Regions from separate parts of the Mus musculus genome. Here region 1 is linked to region 2. A link is a loop called in an ENCODE intact Hi-C map of the cell type or tissue named here. Cell type or tissue: heart. All regions are shown on one strand. Each heading gives the region's core, and the rest is flanking DNA. Links, peaks and the distances in the headings are about the cores only.

What was found. Hi-C counts contacts between places; a loop is a spot of excess contacts. Peaks named below come from ENCODE experiments on the same cell type or tissue, not always from the same donor. Only the 100,000 strongest peaks of a DNase experiment are listed, where the experiment ranks them.
Region 1: it touches region 2 in a loop (6-fold over the local background); 22 of 42 quality-filtered maps call a loop at or near these places.

The regions. Positions count from the first base shown.
Region 1 is chr19:61,193,469-61,204,686 of GRCm38, reverse strand. No RefSeq gene overlaps it. Among named protein-coding and RNA genes, the nearest start is that of Gm7102, 23 kb to the right of the region's middle. In heart, for the core only: no CTCF peak of the experiment used is centred there; a DNase peak (open chromatin) is centred at 5,116; H3K4me3 peaks cover 742 bases; H3K27ac peaks cover 429 bases.
Region 2 is chr19:61,260,479-61,271,696 of GRCm38, reverse strand. No RefSeq gene overlaps it. Among named protein-coding and RNA genes, the nearest start is that of Csf2ra, 38 kb to the right of the region's middle. In heart, for the core only: a CTCF peak has its summit at 5,884 (motif pointing right); DNase peaks (open chromatin) are centred at 4,846, 5,211 and 6,166; H3K4me3 peaks cover 1,295 bases; H3K27ac peaks cover 946 bases.

The DNA.
Region 1 (11,218 bases), core at 1,207-9,206, 67 kb after region 2:
ATGCCCTCGATCTGTGATCACTGTTATTACTTTTATTAAGCAAGGATAGGGTCAGAATCCCTACACTCTGAATCTATATTTTCAGTGAAATAGCTACTGTTGTAGTAACTCATTCTGGTCCCTGGATGTCCTCCAACTTCCTCTGTAGACGAGTCTGGCCTAAAAACAGATATATGCCTGCTTGTTAAAGGTATGCTACCATGCTTGACTGAGATTCTCATTTTTTATTATTTCAGGTTCTAGTTCTTGCCAGAAAGTGGTGGTGGTAGTGGTAGAAGACATAGATGGATCTCTGTGTTTGAGGCTAGCCTAGTCTACAAACCACATTTGAGGGCTGCCAGGGCTACACAAAAAGAAACCTAGACACAAAGCAAAATGAGGCAAAATGATTCTGGTCTCTATTTTATAGAGACATAACCCATCTAGTACTATTGGCTATAGAGCTTTGATCATGAAAGAATATTGGATTTTATTAAAGAAGTTTTCAATGTTTTTGTACCTCAGCATTCACTGCTTTTCTTTCTTAAGGTAGGGACTTAGAGCTATAAATTTCAGCAGTGAACATACTGCTGTCCTAGTACACAGTGCAAAGCAAGTTCTGGTGGTTGTTGGCAGTTGGGATAGGACAAGAAAAGCTTGGGTGCTGATTTTAAAGTCTTTTGTATCTCTCTCAATCTTTCTCTCTTTCTCTTTCTTCTTCACAAGGTTATTGAAAACTTTTGAACTGTGATCTACAAAGTATCTGTATCATAGCTTCATAGTCAACATATTCCCTCCATACCCAAAGACATAGAAAGTCAGACAGCTAGACTGCGATACACACATTCACACAAACACACACACAACCATGTGCACATACACGTGTGCACACACACAGACACAGACACAGTGAGAGACAGAGAGGGGCAGCAGAAGAACAAACAATAAAAAAAAAATATCTCCATGGAATTAAGAAAGAAAAGCAAGCCAACATGGGTGTGGTGGTACACTCCCTTCATCCCATTTTTTTTTCTTTTTTTGGTTTGTTTTTTTGAGACAGGGTTTCTCTGTATAACCCTGGATGTCCTGGAACTCACTTTGTAGACCAGGCTGGCCTCGAACTCAGAAATCTGCCTGCCTCTGCCTCCTGACATCCCATCATTCTTGAGGCTGAGGCAGGCACATCTCTGAATTTCAAAGTCTTCCTGGCAGATAGAACCCTTTCCTAAGAAACACTGTTTTAAATAAGTAAACACTAAGTAAACAAGAAACTAATGTGTGCGCGCACACACACACACACACACACACACACACTAAACAAACAATGAGGACTGAATGGCATGGAGCTTCCTCTGTGGCACTGAAACCCACATAGACTTTGGGTGTTACCTACTCACCACACCTCCATCATATGCCTGCACTATCACGCATACACACATACAGGTGCCTGCTTTCACAGCAATACACATAGACAAAGAGACAGGCACACACACAGATACATTTAGAAACTGACTAGCAATAAATCAAAACCAAAAAACTTTCTGGGTTCAACGTTCAGCTGCCATTCTGGTTTATGTTACATGGTTGGTTACATCAACTGAGATGGCATTGAAGTCACATGGTTAATTCCATCTTGGTGGAGTTAGCAATCAAGATGATTGCCTTTCGCATGCTGCCTTCCATATATATGAGGTCAATGTTCAATAAATTCACAGAAAGAGAAAACAAATACCCACAAAGTCTTCCTGGGATGAAAGAATGGAAAGGAATATAGGAAGAGAAGAAGAAAGAAAAACAAAGGGGGGCATAGTGGTGCATGCCAGCACTGGGGAATAATATATCCATAATAATATATAATAATAATATATCCATCCATATACACATACATGCATGTATGGTGGCTTAGAGTGAAAAGCTGCTGGCTGTTAAGGTCTAGGGAAAACATTAAAGCCAAGATGGGATGTTAAGGTCTAAAGAATATATTAAAGCTTAGATGGAATATTAAGGCCTAGGTAAAATGTTAAGGCTTAGTTAAGAATAGTTAAGGCTTAGATAACTCTTACCTACTAAGCCAGCCATTTTGTGCTGTTACGATTATTACAAAAAAAAAAAAAAACTTTTCCTTATGTTGTTTCTGCTTGAACTAGGAAACATTCACATGCCCAAGTTCATTCCATATTCTGTTAGTTCTGTGCCCTTGGAAACCAATCACAATAGAAGTCAGGTAAACTGCTTTGTTTATAGTTACCCACAATAAGCTTGAACCTGAACCAACCAACCAGAAGCATTTCCTGAACCCATGTATAACGTTTTATGGTGTTTACTTGCTTTTATAAGTTCCCCTGGAGATGTACCACAACATAAGAGAGATACCTGCACTGACAAAAACAAGCAAACAAAACAACGAACACACAAACAAAAACAACAGCAAACCTATTTGGGATAAAACTTCCATTTTCAGTAGGATTCCAATAAAGTGTAAGTTCCCAAGACCTCCCTGGGAAGTGATATCCTACAGATGGCAGTAGAGACATATGCATGGGTAAATGAAATCCCTGTTGGTGAGTTAAGACATGAATGTTAGACAAGGCAAGCCCCTTGCACAGTTGAATACCCCAATTAATGGGAGCAGGATATGTGAAGATCAAAGACATGTTCCTACAGAAATCTCCTATCCCTAAATCCAGATTGATGGAATAAGTTGGCACAGATATTTGTGGATTTTAGACATAAAACCCCAGTAGATGCTTAACTCAAAGACACAGTTCAGCTCCAAAACCTGAATTGTGGCCCTGATTGATAATTCCTGTGTCAGGCCTAGGCCCCAATGCTGGCCAACATGCCCGTTGATCTGATTGTATTGTGTATTTTGTGTGTGTGCATTTGTGGGGGAAGCCTGCCTGCCCACCTTCCTTCCTTACTATCTGCCTGGCTACCTGACTCTCTGTGTGCCTGTGAACCCTGTGCATGTCTGATGCCTTCAGAAGCCAGGTGAAGGGGTCAGATCTACTAAAATTAGAGTTATGGATGGGATTATTTATTTTTAGGATTGCAAATTTCTTGTGCCCTTGATCCATGTGTGCCAATTCCATTACTTTTAGTAGGCAAGGATGAGGTCAGAATACCTAATGTCTGTAATAACTGCTGGTGTAGTAAATCACTCTGGTCCCTGATTCTCCAAACTTCTGTGGTATTCACTGCTACAGCTTTGCTCAGTCTCTCCTTCAAAGTCAGATAAAAGAGACATTCATGGGAGGCTGTTAAAATTGTTTCATGCACTCTCACCCCCACATGTGTGTGTACATGCCTTACTTATTACCCACCCCAGGTTTGTGAATCAAAGATCTTTGCTTATTTATTTCTTGTGTCTGTGCTTGTATAGGCACTAGACAACATTCCTCAAAAAACAAACAAACAAGAAAACAAACAATTTGTCTGTTTGTCTGTCTGTCTATCAACACTAGGCAGAGAAACTCCATCTCAAATAAACCAAAATTAACTACTATGCTGTCATACAGAAGGAGTTTGAGAACTATTAATTATAGTTATCTTTTATGCCTTTTAATTAAAAATAACAAAAAATAAAATGATTGGCTTATTTGTCATTTAAAACAATAGACCAAATATAGATCAAATCAGCCCTGTCCCACCTCTTCAAAATGATCCATTGTACTGTTTCAGACTTATGTCTGAGGAGCCTCCTAGTTATGTGAAACAATAGCAACACAGATATGTGGTAGAAAACTTTAAGTTCAAACTGGGTTCTTACCCCACCTTGATATTTGCATTTTGGATAAAAGACAAACAACTTTTATTATTTACAACAAGCCTTAAACAGCACAAGAAGAGCCAGCCAAATATCTTTGTTATTAGAATTTACTCTTTTACTGCAATTCTCTATTTATTACATTATATTTGGGCTGTTTTAAACGTGAATTTCTCAGTAAAGATTCTAGCCTTAGAGACTGGAGATACTCAGACAGCAAGAGACCCGTCTGCTGCTCTTTCAGAATCTTGAGTTCGATTCCCAGAAGCCACGTGGTGGGTTCTAATAGGTTCTGGCACCCTCTTTTGGTATTCTGTAATATGCAGGTAGACTCCTGCAAATAAATTACAAATGGGAATTTTAACCATCTCATTGCTCTTTTAATTTGCTCTAACTCAGCATTTAATCTTCCAAAGGGGGGCCAGGCATCAGTGGTGGCAATAAAGCCCAGAAAGTAACAACAAACTCTAGGGGGCTAAGTGTTTTTGAAAAGGAGACCTAAATAATGTGGAACAGGCATCTTTGCCTCCCTCCTTGCACACCCTGTTTTGATGCTGTTGTGAGACCCCGACTTAAAGCGTTTCTCCCTGAAAGGTAAAGCCTCTAAACGTTCCCCCAAGCTTGTTTTCCCTGATCTCTAAAAATATAGCCAGAAAGAAGCTCTTTGTTCTCTATAGCCAGCAAAAAAGCCTTTTTGTTTCTATACCTTACAACCAGAGATGCGATAATTGTAAAAAGACCTAGCCTGGCTCCCTGTGCCAAGGACACAGAGATAAACTCCACAAAGAAGAGCTACAAACTCACTCCCCACTCCTCATGCCTTGTAATTTACCAAGGACACCTGCCAGAGAAGGGCTGTAGCCAAACTCCCCCAACTCCTCACGTTTTCCTTTAAAAGCTCCCTACTGTTACCGCTTGTGGTCGAACTCCCCTGCCCAGCACGGAGCAGCTAGCTGACAATAAAGCCTCTTGCAGTTTTGCATCAGGTGTGGTTTTCTCTCGAGTTATTGGGGTGCCGGCCAGCTCATCCTGGGACTTTAGCGGAGGTCTCCCCAGTTTGGGGGTCTTACACTGTTCCCCTACGTTAGTCACGTACTTTGACTTAGAGAATGATTTCGCCTGTTTTCACAGCTCCCTGTCATACTTTCGTTTTTGGGTGCCCGAGTCCAGCCCGTGTTCGCTATGTTCGGGCGGGACGATGGGGACCGTTTGTGCCACTCGGGAGAAGTGGTGGGTGGGTACGCTGCTCTGTCATGTGTGCGTGAGTGCCCCGCCCTGAGCTAGGGAGGACCCTTGGGAGAGACGGAATGAGTGAGTGAATTGTGGCATGAGAGATCTGTATTGGTTTGTTTGGTTGATCGAGACCGTTGTCGGGCGACACCTAGTGGTGACTCGTTTCTCCAACTTTCCTTTGCCCCAGTCTATGAGGACAGGAAGTCCCTACCTAGAGCTGGCCAGAGTTAAGGAGTCCCAGCAAGCCAGCACGTGCCTCCTTTGTCCTGGAGATGGTGTCGTGTTTGGGTATATTCACTAACAGAGTGAATACTGGGAGATCTATGTGGGGAATGTTAGTTGCTGTGCTCCCTGCTGAGACAAATTACAGGGGTGGCGGCACTTGATCACGTCAACCAGAATTCTTAAATTCTGCCCTGGAACTTCATGTTTTCCTTGTCCCCTCCTGTTCTGTCCCTGGAGGCAGGGCTCTGGAATTTTGAGGCAAAGAGGATGATGTTGCCCAGGCTTCCAAGCCATTGGAACCCAGCCCTGTCTCCCTGGAGCTTCAATGTCTTTTAATTCTTTTAAAATTTCTCCAGGAGCTCCTTGGTCTCTGGGGCCAGGGCTCTAGATTTTGGGGGCTGAGACAATGCTGTGGCCAGGGCATTCTAGAACGGTCCTGTCTGTCTACATCTACTCATGGCTATGATGCCAACTGACTTTTCCTTTGAGGTCCATTCTCCTGTTTATGGGGACTTTTTGGGGGGTGGGGGTGGGGAGGGCTCTGTTCCAGACATGACTCCCGGGTATACCATGTGGTGTGGTCTGTGAATTTCCTCCCCATACCTGTTATTGTTTTGATCTTTGTAATTGTCCATATTATACCTGGAGAATAAGTGGGAGGTCCCCGGTGCCCCCCACCCCGTTCCCCGCGAGGGGTCGGGGTGGGGTACGCCGGCCTCACGGGCCGCCAGTGAAATACCACCACTCATCGTTTTTTTTCACCGACCCGGTGAGGCTGGGGGGTGGGGGGAGCCCCGAGGGGCTCTCCCTTCTGGCACAAACTCCGGGGACAGTGCCAGGTGGGGAGTTTGACTGGGGCGGTACACCTGTCAAACAATAACACAACTGTCCTAAATCGAGCTTTTGGAGGACAGAAACTCACAAATACACTGGTGGGTGTGGCAGTGCTTGCAGGTAGGCAGGGCTGCAGGGGACCCAGTCATATGGCAGTGAGACACACCATATGAGAAACAAGACACACTAACCCTCTGAGAAGGGTCAGAAGAATAGCAGCAGGTGGGAGAGACCACAGTAACGGTGGTCAGCAATAGCAGGAGACTGGACTGCAGCCAGACCTGACAGAAAACAGAGGAGAGTGGAAGCTCATTTACTTACCTGCTGTTTTAGGTTTTTTTCTTCCTTCCTTCCTTCCTTCCTTCCTTCCTTCCTTCCTTCCTTCCTTCCTTCCTTCCTTCCTTCCTTCCTTCCTTCCTTTCTTTCTTTCTTCCTTCCTTCCTTCCTTCCTTTCTTTCTTTCTTTCTTTCTTTCTTTCTTTCTTTCTTTCTTTCTTTCTTTCTTTCTTTCCTCTTTCCATTGTTGTGCTGAGACACTCAGACTAAAGCAACTTCTAAAAGATAATATTTCAGTTCAGGGATCACAGTTCCATCACTATCATGGCTGTGAGCATGGCAGCAGGTAGGCATGTACTGTAGTAGTAGTAACTGAAAGCTTGTAGCCACTTGGTTCACAAGCAGGAGGCAAAGAGAACTGAGAATGACATGGGCTTTTGAAACCCCAAAGCCTGTTTCAAAGGACACACCTTCTCCAACAAGATCAAACCTCCTAACCCTTTGCAAACATTTGCATCAGCTTAGGAACAAGAATTTAAATAAATGATCCTACGTGGGCCATTCTCATCCAAACAACCACACCTGTAAAGCCAAAGACTTAGGATTGTTTTTAATTGAAATTGTTTATAAAATTCTGGTGAAGGCCTGGGAACATAGCTTAGACTTATCTAACATGCTCAATGCCCCAGAGAGTCCACTTCTAGACCTAAGTGACATTATGTGACCTTATCACCAAGTTATTTTGATTGGTAAATAAAGATGCCAATAGCCAATAGATGGGCAGGGTTTAGGGTTTCTGGACTTGGGGTTGGAGGAGAACCATGAGGAGTAGGAGAAGAAGGGGAGGGGAGGAAACCACCATGGATTAGGTGATTTATGAAATAATGGCTATGTGGATTGGCTAATTGGAGTTAAGAGCAGCCCAGACAAAGCATGGCAAGTTATATAATAGTATTATTGACTGGAAAATAGACATAATAGCATAGAGGATAGATATCTGCCCAGCTCTTGTGCCTTGTAAGATTTATAAGTATAAAGGTCATATGTGTCTTTTATCCAGGAACTAAATGGTCAAAGGTATAGTAGAAACCCCGGATTGAGATGAAATATTTTCTACAACACAAAACTGAATATCAGTTCCTAGAATTACAATGTTCTCAGACCCACACTAGCATAAAAACACAACCAGTAAAAACACAACCAGTAACAGTGTGGGCAATATATCTCCACTAGAGACCATCTACCCTACACAGAAGGCTTTGAATGTTCCAACATGGCTGAAGCACAAGACTAAGACCTCTACAAAGAATTTACAAACATGACAGAAATCCTTAAAGGGAAAAAATATGTGAAAACAAAAACTGTGGAATAAAAATGAATAAAACACAGTCCAAGGCCTGAAAGGGAAAACATAATCAATAGAGAAAACCTAAACTGGGAGAGATTTGGAAATGAAACATTTAAGAACTCACATAGGGCCCTCAGAGGCAGACCTTAACAACAAAATACAAAAGACAGAATATAGAATCTCAGGCATTGAAGAAATGATAGGAGAAATAGATACATAAATCAGAGAAAATGTTAGGTCCAAAAGAAAAATTGGTTGAAATAGAAGGAAAAGGAGAAAGAAAAGAAAAAAGAAAGAAAATCCAGGAACAAAACATCCAAGATATATAAGATATTACTACAAAAACAAACAAAGAAACAAATACAAGGATAATAAAGTATAGAGGAAGGAGGAAAAGACACTCAGGTCAAAAAATTCTCAACAAAGCTATAGAAGAAAATATCCTTAACCTAAACGAGAGGCTTGTCAAAGTAAAAGGAGCATACAGAGTATGAAACAGCCTGGACAAGAAAAGAAAGTCCCTTGGGCATATATTACCCAAACACTAAATGAAGAGAACATAGAAAACATATTTTTTCTTTATTTTTAAACATTTTAAAAGATATTTCCTTCATTTATAATTCAAATGCTATTCTAAAAGTCCCTTATACCCTCCCCCTGCCCTGCTCCCCAACCCACCCAATCCTGCTCCCTGGCCCTGGCATTACCCTATACTGGGGCAAATAATCTTTGCAAGACCAAGGGCCTCTCTTCCCAGTGATGGTTGACAATGATGTATCTTCTGCTACATATGCAGCTAGATACATGAGGACAGGAGGTACTGGTTAGTTCATATTGCTGTTCTTCCTATAGGGCTACAGACCTTCAGCTCCTTGGGTACTTTCTCTAACTCCTCCATTGGGGGCCCATTGTTCCATCCATTAGATGACTGTGAGCATCCACTTCTGTATTTGCCAGGCACTGGCATAGCCTCACAAGAGACAGCTATATCAGGGTCATGTCAGCAAAATCTTGCTGGCATATGCAATAGTGTCTGGATTTGGTGGTTGATTATGGTATGGATCCCCGGATGGGACAGTCTCTGCATAGTCCTTCCTTCTGTCTCAGCTCAAACTTTGTCTCTGTAACTCTTTACATGGGTATTTTGTTCCCCATTCTAAGGAGGGATGAAGTATCCACACTTTGGTCTTCCTTCTTGTTGAGTTTCATGTGTTTTGCAAATTATATCTTGGGTATTCTAAGTTTCTGGACTAATATCCACTTAACAGTGAGTGCTTATCACGTGTGTTCTTTTGTGATTGGGTTACCTAACTCAGGATGATATCCTCCAGATACATCCATTTGCCTAAGAATTTCATAAATTCATTGTTTTTAATAGCTGAGTAGTACTCCATTGTGTAAATGTACCACATTTTCTGTATCCATTCCTCTGTTGAGGGACATCTGGGTCTTTCCAGCTTCTGGCTATTATAAATAAGGCTGCTATGAACATAGTGGAGCATGTGTTCTTATTACCAGTTGGAACATAGAAAGCATATTAAAACCTGCAAGAGGGAAATGTCAACTAACATATAAAGGATGACGTATTAGAATTGCATGTTAATTCTCAATGGAGAATTAACCCTAACCCTAACTCCTAACCCTAACCCTAGCCCTAACCCCTAACCCTAACCCCCAACCCTAACCCTAGCCCCTAACCCTAACCCCCCAACCCTAACCCCCTAACCCTAACCCCCTAACCCTAACCCCCTAACTCTAACCCCCCTAACCCTAACCTCCTAACCCTAACCCCTAACCCAAAGACTTTCCCCATGGGACCAGCTGGAGCTCCCCTCCAGCCCCCACGCCCCCGGCTAGAGCCAGCCTTTGGTCCCCTTCTGCTACTTCCAGTGGCACCTGAGACCCAAACAGCCCCAGCCTCCTTGTAGGCCCCGAGACTCCCGAGACAGCCCTGGCTGTTCTGGGCCTCAGACTAAGCTTTCCCATCTCCAGAGAGGTGTCCCAGGGCTGCCCCAAGGCCAAACACCTGTCTGGCAACAGGCTGGGGTAAGCTCAATCAAACTTCAGAGTGGACGAGTGACCCACAACCCTACAACTAACATCTTTTAAAATATATATTTCATCTCTGCTACCCCAGCCCCAGTCGGGGAAGTTCCACTTACCCTGACTCTCACAGATCTGTGTGCCTTTAGGTCTGATCTTCTTCCCTGTCAGGGTGATCTGTGACTCCTTCTACTCTTCCAGTTCCTCATCTGTGCAAATCTCCAAGTCCCACCTTACTCTACCTGCCCAGCCATTGGTTGTTGGCTCTTTATTGATTGTTCAAAGACCAATTGGGGACAAGGAAGGACCTTCAAAGTGTGGACAGGAGGATTCCTGATTTTGGGGGCTGGATTAATTCAAAGCATTAGAACCAATCCCTAACAAATCTACAGTAAAATAATTTTGGTTAAAAACATTAACACTCTAGAAGTCTCACTACATCAGTACCATCGTTCTACATTCACCAACCTTAAAAACACCTTCTTAGACCCTCTAACACTTTCTCAGAGCTTTCATATCCTCAGACCTCCCATAAACTTTAAACTTTACACTTTTTTTCCTATCCAGTTATTCATCATGAAACACAGATGGTTGATGGATCACTTACTATAAAATGAGTTTCTTTAGAAAAAGGAAGGTAAAAAGTTACGTCTTTTTTTCTTTTTGGTTTTTCGAGACAGGGTTTCTCTGTGTATCCCTGGCTGTTCTGGAACTCACTCTGTAGACCAGGCTGGCCTCGAACTCAGAAATCCGATTGCCTCTGCTTCCCAAGTGATGGGATTAAAGGCATCCACCACCACTGCCCGGCAAAAAGTTACTTCTTTAACTAGTCTAGTCTTCAAACTCTTCAGAGACCCGAGAAGAATAGATTTTACTTGAGTACGCAGGAAGTATAATTCAAAAGACCCGTGCATCAATTAAAGTAGCAGAGATTTACCAGTTACCTAGATGGTCACCCAACTAGGATGGCTTCATTGGGGACATAGGTCCCACAGCAAGATCAGTCTTTGGCTGCCAGGCCTGGCAAATCTGACAGACCTTCCTGTGGAGGAGAAACTTGAGAGACTGACCTTACTTTGTCTTAAGCAATACAAGGCATGTCCTGTGTCTTATTTGTCCATAGTTTGGGCAGGGTCCTGGCAGTGGGTAAGGCATTGGGGCAGTTATGCAAACTCATCAGTGTACCACAGTCGAGGTGGAGTCCTTTGTTGTTATGCCCACATCTCCTTGAGACCTTGAAGGGTCCCTGCTAGGATTTGGGAGTCTCTGTCATGGTGAGTTTAAGCATCTTAAATGCCATATTCAGCAGGTTCTCTGACAGGTTTGAGGGCTAGTACCTACTAAACATATCTGAGTTAAACAACCTTTGTCTGTTTTTAGTTATCTGCTCTAAACTGTACCTGTATGTTAAAATAAAGAGCCGTTTAAAGAGCAAAGACATAGATCATAACCATAATTTTTGGAAGACAAAAACTAAGTTCTTTTTTTTTTAAGATTTATTTATTGTTATTATAT
Region 2 (11,218 bases), core at 1,470-9,469:
GATTCAGAAGATTGTGGAAGGAGGGAATGGCAGCCTGCTGTTTTGTTTGCAGCCCCTGACCTGAAAATGAAATTTCTAATGAGACAAGTGAGTGTTTGCTGCTCTGATAAATCCTCCAAATATATATTGCTCTTGTACCACACTGGGATAATGAAGTCAACTAAAAGGCACCTGCGAATATAAAATATGTTATGGGCCAGGAGTGGTGGTGCAAGCCTTTAATCCCAGCACTTGGGAGGCAGAGGCAGGCAGATTTCTGAGTTCGAGGCCAGCCTGGTCTACAAAGTGAGTTCCAGGACACCCAGGAACAGAGAAACCCTGTCTCGAAAAAAAACTAACTAACTAACTAAATAACTAAATAACTAACTAGCTAAATAAATAAATAAATAAAATAAATTATGTTATGGATCTAATTTACTAGTTTTAGATATAAAAACCATTAACAAAATCCTGCTAGAAAACAACAAACACACATACCTTGTGTCTTGACCCACATATTGACTCATTGCAAAATCATGGCAGTCCATCACTGGAAAGAGAGGCCCATTGGACTTGCAAACTTTATATGCCCCAGTACAGGGGAACACCAGGGCCAAAAAGGGGGAGTGGGTGGGCAGGGGAGTGGGGGTGGGTGGGTATGGGGGACTTTTGGTATAGCATTGGAAATGTAAATGAGCTAAATACCTAATAAAAAATGGAAAAAAAATAAATTAAAAAAAATCATGGCAGATTACATTTTCACAAAGAAATACTTTAGAAAATAAAACTGCAATTTGAGAGAATTCTCCATAAGATGTTCACAATAATTAACCTATTGTAAAGTTTCATGTACATTCGTTTTTAGTCACAATTTTTAAGAGTATTAATTTAGTCATATTTCATGAATATATCTGTCCTACAAATCATTATGCACACCATGTACATATAGGAGCCCATGAAGAACCAAATATTAAGTCAAATCTACTGGACTAAGTCAAGAGACTGCTAGGTACACAATCCATGTTCTCTGTAAGATTATATAGAAGACTAAAGTAGTTGCAAATTTATTAGAAACTGCTAAGTATGTAATATTCAGAAGGCCATGTTCAAAGCCAGATGTGATATGAATCCAGGAAATAGGGGATAAGAGTTGACCAAAAAGGTAGAATATAAGACGAGACTCATAATCAGTATATTACATACCACACCCATTATTAAAACAATTATCTAGGGTTTGCAAAATGCAAAAAGTTTATGGTTAGTTTTTCAATTATTTTGCCTTTCATTCTATATAATGAATTAAAATTTTTATTTAGTTATGTATTTGTGTATTTATTTATTTGTTATATGCAAGTACACTGTAGTTGTCCTCAGATACTACAGAGGAGGGCATCAGATTTCGTTAAGGATGGTTGTGAGCCACCATGTGGTTGCTGGGATTTGAACTCAGGACCTTCGGAAGAGCAGTCGGCACTCTTAACCACTGAGCCATCTTGCCAGCCCAAATTAAAAATTTTAAAGACGTATCATGCCTGGTGAGATAGCTCAACAGTTAAATCATTTGTTGTTAAACTTTACAATCTGAATGTATTCTCATGATGCATGTAGTAAAACCAAGCAACCTACTCAGAAGATGTTTTTTGAAGTCATGCATTTCTACATACATTATGCTCAGAAATAATTTTGAAAATATACTGAAATTGTTTTAGGTGTAAAAACAAAGAAGAATTGATACTTAACATCAAAAATTACATCCATAAAAATAACATAAAAATCAATTGCTTAAATGTGTGGGATGGGTCACACATGTACAGGTACACATATGAGGAAAAATATCCCTGTAGTTGCACCTATCTGCACTTGTGAAACACCTGACATGGGTGCTTGGATCTGAATCAAGTTCTCCGTTAGAGCAAAATATTCTATTTATAGCTAACCCAACTTAGGCTTTTAGGCAACTTATCAAATAATCGCTCTCCACAAATGCATTGATCTAGATAAGAATTCTGAAACCCAAGGAAGCACATCAACATCCTCTGAAATGACATGAAATGTAAGTGCAATCACAATCACAGTTCCTATTGCTGCCGTGCTTAGTGTTACAACTTAGGAATGGAGTACTATTGCTGAGACAAACCATCTGGCTTACCACTTTTGCTCGAGGATTCCTCTGTTATATTGCTCATAAAGTTCCTCAATACTGATTTCATCCTTGAGTCCATTCATAGACAATGACTCCCATAGGAGTGGAGATGAGGCAGGGATGAAAGTGCTCAGCTGTAGTCTCCCCTCCCCCAGCCTGAAACCTGCTTGCTCAGGGGTGGAGCTTGCCGCTCAATCGTTCTGCTACACCCACTGCTCGAGCTTTGCTGTTCCGAAGCCATCACGTGCTCACCTGCAACCTTACTCCTAGTTTTTTGGCGGGAATCGGGCCCCTCCCCCTTCCTTCATAACGGAGTGCCTGAATAGTAAAAATTGAACCTTGTGCAGAGCCTTGTCTTGGTTCCGTCCTTATCTCGCGCAGCCTAGCCCCTCTTCTCTTCCAGGTTTCCAAAATGCCTTTCCAGGCTAGAACCCAGACATGTGAGCTGCTGGCCGGTCACAACACTCAGCATTCCAAGTGAAGAAGGAATCAAGGTGAAGGACTTCTCAGTACAAAGTGTCTACAGAGGTTTTTGTTTCCTTCAGTCCTAACATTAGTATTAGAACCAGAACTTTTGTTTACTTATTGCCAGGTGAAGATACATTTGAGGGCTTATTTCTTTAACGTTTTCTGCTTTTCTTTTTTTTCTTTTCTTTTCTTTTCTTTTCTTTCTCTCTCTCTCTCTCTTTGGTTTTTGGAGACAGGTTTTCTCTGTACGTTTTCTGCTTTTCAATTATTAATATTATATCACCTCTCATTGTCCAACTTCCTATGACAGGAATCACTTAAACTCAATAGTGCAATTGTTACTTTTACATGAACATATACATAGAAATATATACACATATTCACATCATCCATCTACATAGCATAAAAAAAATCTAATTAATATCCAGAAGATGTCCCAACCGGTAAGAAGGACACATGCTCCACTATGTTCATAGCAGCCTTATTTATAATAGCCAGAAGCTGGAAAGAACCCAGATGCCCCTCAACAGAGGAATGGATACAGAAAAGGTGGTACATTTACACAATGGAGTACTACTCAGCTATTAAAAAGAATGAATTTATGAAATTCCTAGCTAAATGGATGGACCTGGAGGGCATCATCCTGAGTGAGGTAACACATTCACAAAGGAACTCACACAATATGTACTCACTGATAAGTGGATATTAGCCCAAAACCTAGGATACCCAAGATATAAGATACAATTTGCTAAACATACGAAACTCAAGAAGAATGAAGACTGAAGTGTGGACACTATGCCCCTCCTTAGAATTGGGAACAAAACACCCATGGAAGGAGTTACAGAGACAAAGTTTGGAGCTGAGACGAAAGGATGGACCATCTAGAGACTGCCATATCCAGGGATCCACCCCATAATCAGCTTCCAAACGCTGACACCATTGCATACACTAGCAAGATTTTATCAAAAGGACCCAGATATAGCTGTCTCTTGTGAGACTATGCCGGGGCCTAGCAAACACAGAAGTGGATGCTCACAGTCAGCTAATGGATGGATCACAGGGCTCCCAATGGAGGAGCTAGAGAAAGTACCCAAGGAGCTAAAGGGAACTGCAACCCTATAGGTGGAACAACATTATGAACTAACCAGTACCCCGGAGCTCTTGACTCTAGCTGCATATGTATCAAAAGATGGCCTAGTCAGCCATCACTGGAAAGAGAGGCCCATTGGACACGCAAACTGTATATGCCCCAGTACAGGGGAACGCCAGGGCCAAAAAAATGGGAATGGGTGGGTAGGGAAGTCGGGGGGGAGGGTATGGGGGACTTTTGGGATAGCATTGGAAATGTAATTGAGGAAAATATGTAATAAAAAATATTTTTAAAAATCTAATTTGATTTCTCCTAAGTGCATCTCTTAAGGGAGCTTAAGCTATGTAGTATTGACAGGACTCTCATGGAGAACAGAATGGCTCACACCCTACTATTCAGAGATATGTGCACAGGTCATGTTTCTTTTATAATTGATTGATTTGTTGATTGGTTGATTAATGTTTATCCACATAAATGTTCAGACTCATAGATGTATGCAAAACAAAAGTATTCCTGATGCCAAGGATAAATGACTGTGTCAGATAACGTGGAAGTCTGAATCTCCATCTCTCAGCATCAGTTGAATGTATGTAGTTCTCCACTTAGGTGTGTGGACATGTGAACATTTCCCCCTTCCTATGGCATGCCAACTGGTCATGTCATTTTGTAAGTCTTACTTAGGTGACTCACCTGTTAAGTTGTCTCAGGTGCAACTCCACTATTACAGAGAAGACGCTGTTTCTCAGCAGGCAACTTAGTCCTCCAGATTTTACCATCTTCTAGTCCCTTTACATGTTCTCTGAGCTGTGGGTGCAGGGGCCATGTTGTGTGTATATCACATGGGTTCGATGAGGGCGGGAGGGTGGCCGGCGGGCGGGTGGCAGCGAGCACCAGAAAACAACAAACCCCAAGCGGTAGTGTTTTTAAAATGAGACCTAAATGGAGTGGAACTGAGATCGCGAGCCACCCTCCTCTTCCACCGTGCTTAGATGCTCCCTTCCCCTTACTGTAGCCCCTTCCCCTAATTGTGCCTGTTCCCTTGCCCCGCTGACCGATTCGCTAGCCACGTACTTTGACTTAGAGAGTGATTTCGCCTGTTTTCACAGCTCCCTGTCATACATTCGTTTTTGGGTGTCTGAGTCCAGCCCGCGTTCGCTATGTTCGGGTGGGACGATGGGGACCGTTTGTGCCACTCGGGAGAAGTGGTGAGTGGGTACGCTGCTCCATCATGCGTGCGTGAGTGTCGTCCCCCACCCCTTCCCCTTCCCCGCCCCCCCCCCACCCCCCCAAGCTAGGGAGGACCGTCGGGAGAGACGGAATAAGTGAGTGAATGTGGCGGCGCGTGAGCGATCTGTATTGGTTTGTTTAGTTGATCCAGACCGTTGTTGACGGGCGACACCTAGTGTTGACAAGTTTCCGCAACGCTCCTGCCTTCTCCGGTTGGTGACACAGGACAGGGAAGTGCCTGCGATGAGGCGGCCAGGGTCGGGCAAGCAGGCGGGTGCATCTCGGAGATAGAGAGTCTCTACCAAGGAGGTTGTACCGGGAGATCTACAGGGCAGGGGTTGTTGCTGTACGCCCTATTAGGAAAAATGGTAGGGTTGGTGGCAGCTTGATCAGGTCGACCAGAAGGCTCAAGTCTTGCCCCTGCCCCAGAGATTTCTTTTTTCCTTCTCCCCTAGCACCCTTTCTCCAGGAGTCAGTGAGCTCTGGATTTCTGAGGCTGAAAGGGTGCTATGGCCCCGACTTGATAGATGACATGGAAAGAAAGAAACCAAACACAAGCCCACTAGATGACAAGTGACAGCAATCACAGCTGAAATATAACACACACACATACAAATTCTGTCATAAAATCCAACGTGCCTTCATGATCAAAGTTTGATAGTCAATAGTACTAGAAGAAAAATATGTCTGTAAAATAAAAGCCAGAACCTTTTCTGCTTTGTCTTATTTTGCTTCAAAGTAGGGTTTCTCTTGGTGTACCTCAGCAGCCCTGCCTGGAATTTGCTCTGTAGGCTTGGGTAGCCTCAAACTTACAGAGGTCCTCTCTGCCTGCCTGCCTCTGCTACCCATGCAGCTGGGCAGAAGCTACAATCTTTTTTCTTTTCATTTATTGGTTATTATTATTATTAGTTTTCAATGTATGTATTTGTGTGCTCTATCTGCTGCCTATATGCCTGCATGCCAGAAGAGGGCACCAGAACCTAGGAGAACCCACCATGCAGGTCCTGAGAATTAAAAGAAGAAAAAAGAAAATTCTTATCACATAGAGGGTAAATATCTGGCCGGCTCTTGTAGTGCTGTTTAAGGCTTACTGTAAATAATAAAAATTGTGTGTCTTTTATCCAAAAACAGAATGAACGTGTTGTGCCTGTGTGTCTGTTTCTACTTCCTTGTTCTGTCACTCAGTTGCACATTGACCTCACCAAGATGGAAGACCACATGTGGATGGCAGCCATCTTGTCCACTGACAGACCTCATCAAGATGGAGGTGGCTGGCCATCATGTGACCTACTGTTCCAGGTTGCTTTTGTTTCCAGGCTGCCTTTACCAGCCTCTAGGTGGCCCAGTTTGCATGTGCAAAGCTCATGACAAGGAAGCTCCCAAAAACAGCCAGAACCCTAGACCATCCACAGACAGCCTCATGGTTTTTTCTCCTGCTTTTGTATAATACGTTAAAATGCCAGACCCTGAATCAGTCATTCTAAATTCTTTTGGTTAATTTTAATTAAAATGCATAATAAAAGATAAATATAATCAGTCATCCTGGAACTCCTTTGATGTAACTCAGTCTGTAGACTAAGCTAGCTGCAAAATTACAGTGATCCACCACCTCCCTCTGCTACCACCACTGCCTGGTAAAAGCTAGAATCATAGAAAGAAAGGGGAAAGAAAAAAAAGATAAGAATCTTAGCTGGTCATAGTGGTGTACAACTTTCATGCCAGCATTTGAAAAGCAGAAGCAGGCTCTTACAGGTTACAGTCTGGTCTACAAAGTGGGATCCAAGACAGCCAGGACTGCTTACACTAAGAAACCCTGTATGAAAAAAATAAAAATAAAATTTAAAAAGAAAAGAAAAGAGAGAGAGAGAAGAAAAGAAAAGAAAAAAGAAAGAAGATAGAAAAGAAAGAGAAACAGGAAGACTTAGGAGATAGTTTTAGTTGATTCGTGATATCATTTCTCTTCATAGGCAGGCAGGCAGCCATACTTGTTTGGTTTGGTTTGGTTTGGTTTGGTTTGGTTTGGTTTGGTTTGGTTTGGTTTGGTTTTCAGGAAGTGTAGCCTAGGTCATATACAAGCACAGGCACAAGAAATAAATAAGGATCTCTGAAACACAATTCTGGGGGGGGGGGTGCTAGCTTGGCCATGGAGACACACACACACTAATAAAATCAGGTCGTCAGGCATCTTGGCTAGCAGGTGTGTGTGTGTGTGTGTGTGTGTGTGTGTGTGTGTGTGTGTGTGTGTGTCCATCTGTCCCTCTGTCTGTCTGTCTGTCCCTCTGTCTGACTGTCTGTGCAGAACTGCATATGTCCCAGTACTTATCAGTCAGGGCCACAATTCAGGTTCCAGAGCTGAACTGTGACCTAGAGTGAAGATCCTACAGGGTTTCTATGCCTAAAATCCACAAAACATCTATACCAAGTTATTCCACCAATCTGGACTTAGGGATAGGGGAATTCCTTAGAAACATATCTTTGTTATATACTTATCCTGCTCCCATTAGTTGGGGTACTTGACTGTGGCAGGGGGACTTGCCTTGTCTAACATTCATGTCTTAACTTGCAAACCAGGAAGTCAGTTGCCCACATACAAGTCTCTTTCTTCCAAGTAAGATGTCAGTTCCCTGGGAGGCCTTGGGAACTTACACTTTACTCACTCACACCCTACTCAAAATAGAAGTCTGATTCCAAGTAGTCTCTGCACTGAATAGGTGCGGGTGTCTCTCTTGTGTTGGGGGTCCATCCCCAGGGCAGCTTCTAAGAGCAAATGCCAGAAAAGTGTATACATGGGTGGGTGCAGGAAATGCTGCTGGGTGGTTGGTTTGGGTCCAAGCCTTTTGCAGATAACTATAGAACAAAGGAAGCCATTTGATCGGCTTTTATCATGATTAGTTTCTGAGGACACATCCAATGAGAATATGTAATCAATTCTGGCAGTAACAGCAGAAACAAGCTATGAGAAAGTGTCCTTATAATAGTAGTTAACAGTACAAAATGGCAGGCTAAACAGGTAAGAGATTACCTAGCCCTTAACTAATCTGACATAGGCCTTCACATTCCATCTAGGCCTTAATAGTTTCCTCAGTCCTTAACATTCCATCTAGGCCTTAATATTTTACCTATACATTAACAGCCAGCAGCTTTGTCCACTGAGCCATTGTACATGCATGCATGAATGTAATGCATGTAAAGATGGATGAATATCTTTTTCTGTATTCGTTCATTTATGAGAGACAAAGTCTTTCTACATGGTGAAAAAAACATACAAGACAGAAGAGGTAGCCCCTCAAGTAAGGAAGTGCGAGTGCATGGGTTGGTGAGCAGGGGTGGGGGAAAGGGATAGAGTGGTTTTGGAGGGGAAACAAGGAAAGGGGATAACATTTGAAATGTAATAAAGAAAATATCTAATAAAAATAATAAAAAAAGAAAAAACTGGAAAAAATACACTAAATTGGTGTAGGGGGTAATGTAGAATATCAGGGTGCTTTTTGTTTTCATTTCCATAGCGACTAAGGACTTTGAATGGTTAAGATCTAAATTCAAGTGATAGCACATTCTAGTGAGGACTTGGAGAAAGAGGAACACTCATCCATTGCTAGAGGGATTGCAAACTGCTACAACAACTCTGGAAATCAGTCTGAAACTTCCTTAGAATATTGAAAATGTTTCATTCAGAAGGCCCAGCTATACTGCTCCTGGGCATATGCCCAAAAGATAATCCGCCATACCATAAGGACATGTGTTCCACTATGTTCAGAGTAGTCTTATTTGTAATAGCCAGAAGTTGGAAACAACAACCCAGATGTCCCTGCTCAACAACACACCCACTCGCTCTTCCTGGCCCTGGCATTCCCCTATACTGGGGCATATAACCTTCACAGGACCAAGGGCCTCTCCTCCCATCAATAACCGACTAGGCCATCCTCTGCTACATAAACAACTAGAGCCATGAGTCCCACCATTTCTTTGGTTGGAGGGAATTCTGGGGTACTGGTTAGTTCATATTGTTGTTCCTCCTATGGGGCTACAAACCCCTTCAGCTGCCTGAGTCCTTTCTCTAGCTCCTTTATTGGGGACCCTGTGCTCCATCCAATGGATGACTGTGAGCATCCACTTCTGTATTAGTCAGGCACTGACAGAGCCTCTCAGAAGACAGCTTTATCAGGCTCCTGTCAGCAAGCTCTTGTTGGCATCCACAATAGTGTCTGGTTTTGGTGGTTGTTTATGGGATGGATCCCCAGGTGGGGCAGTCTCTGGATGGTCATTCCTTCAGTCTCTACTCTGAACTTTGTCGCTGTAACTCCTTCCATGGGTATTTTGTTCCCCCTTCTAAGAAGGATCCAGATATCCACACTTTGGTCTTCCTTCTTCTTGAGTTTCATGTGATTTGTGAATTGTATCTTGGGTATTCTGAGCTTCTGTGCTAATATCCACTCATCAGTGAGTGCATATCATATGTGTTCTTTTGTGATTGGGTTACCTCACTCAGGATGATATCCTCCAGATCCACCTATTTGCCTAAGAATTTCATAAATTCATTGTTTTTAAGAATGTACCACATTTTCTGTATCCATTCCCCTGTTGAGAGACATCTGGGTTCTTTCAGCTCCTGGCTATTATAAATAAGGCTGCTATGAACATAGTAGAACATGTGTCATTATTACATATTGGAGCATCTTCTGGGTATATGCCCAAGGGTGGTATTGCTGGATCCTCCAGTAGTGCTATGTCCAATTTTCTCAGGAACCACCAAACTGATTTCCTCTATATCTTGTTCTGAGTAGACCCGCTTCATGTCATCCCCACCACCATTTGTTGTCCTTGCCCTGTCTCCAGCTCCAACCACTCTGCCAAACCTCCCCTTCCTCTGTCTCCCATGATGCAGTGAACTTGCACCTGGACCTGTCCTTCCTAAAGGAGAGGTTGGAGTTCCACTTGTGCTATGTCACCAAGGTGAGGGATGTGCTCACCTGTGGACATGCACACCAACAGTTAGGCCTACAGCCACACCCACAGACAAGGACACAGCAAAGACCAGACCCAAGGCCACACCCACAGCTATACACATCGTACATGCCCAAATGAAGCCACACCTGTCATGTTAACTCTCTATAGCCTCATTCTGATGTGCTTGGTGACCCTCCATCTTGACCCTGTGGTCCCACCCTGACCCTCCTGCACTGACAGTTATACCTGTGACCCCACCCTGACCTTGTGATCAGGATCTTCTATACCATGAACTGGTCATGGTCCAGCAGGATTATGTGCCAGGAGCTGGGGCAGAACAACTTCTTGGAGGTGGGTGGGGCCTCAGGGACTTCCTGCTGTGGGTGGGGTCTCGGGGACTTCCTGCACACACTGAACAAGGCCCATCAGTAAATGGTAGAGTGAAGCATGGCCAGCAGAGGGGTGTGGCCAGGAGGGGCATGGCCACAATTTTGTAGTGTCTCCTAGTAGTAGTGGTCATAGAGAGGTGTAGCAGAGTGACATAGGTCCTCTACACCATGGGTATGCCTCAAGGCTTTGTCAGCAGTGGGGCATAGCCCACAGTAATGTGAGGTACTGGGTGTTGCCAGCACTTGTGGGCATGTTCTGTGTTCAGGGAAATTGGTCTGAAGTTCTCTTTGTTGAATCTTTGTGTGGTTTAGGTATCAGAGTGATTGTGGCTTCATAGAAGGAATTGGGTAGAGTAACTTCTGTTTCTTTTTTGTGGAATCATTTGAGGAGTATTGGAATTAGGTCTTCTTTGAAAGTCTGATAGAACTCTGCACTAAACCCATCTGGTCCTGGGATTTTTGGGTTGGGAGACTATTAATAACTGTTTCTATTTCTTTAGGGGGTATGGGACTGTTTAAGTAATTAATCTGATCCTGATTTAACTTTGGTACTTGGCATCTGTCTAGAAAATTGTCCATTTCATCCAGGTTTTCTATTTTTGTTGCATATAGGCTTTTGTAGTAGGATCTGATGGTTTTTTGGATTTCCTCAGTTTCTGTTGTTATGTCTCCCTTTTCATTTCTGATTTTGTTAATTGAATGCTGTCTCTGTGCCTTCTAGTTAGTCTGGCTAAGGGTTTATCTATCTTATTGATTTTCTCAAAGAACCAGCTTCTGGTTTTGTTGATTCTTTGTATAGTTCTTTTTGTTGATTTGTTGATTTGTTGATTTCAGCCCTGAGTTTGATTATTTCCTGCCTTCTACTCCTCTTAGGTGTATTTGTTTCTTTTTGTTCTAGAGCTTTCAGTGCACTGTCAAGATGCTAGTGTGTGCTTTCCCAGTTTCTTTTTTCCGTTTTTCTTTTTCTTTTAGGTG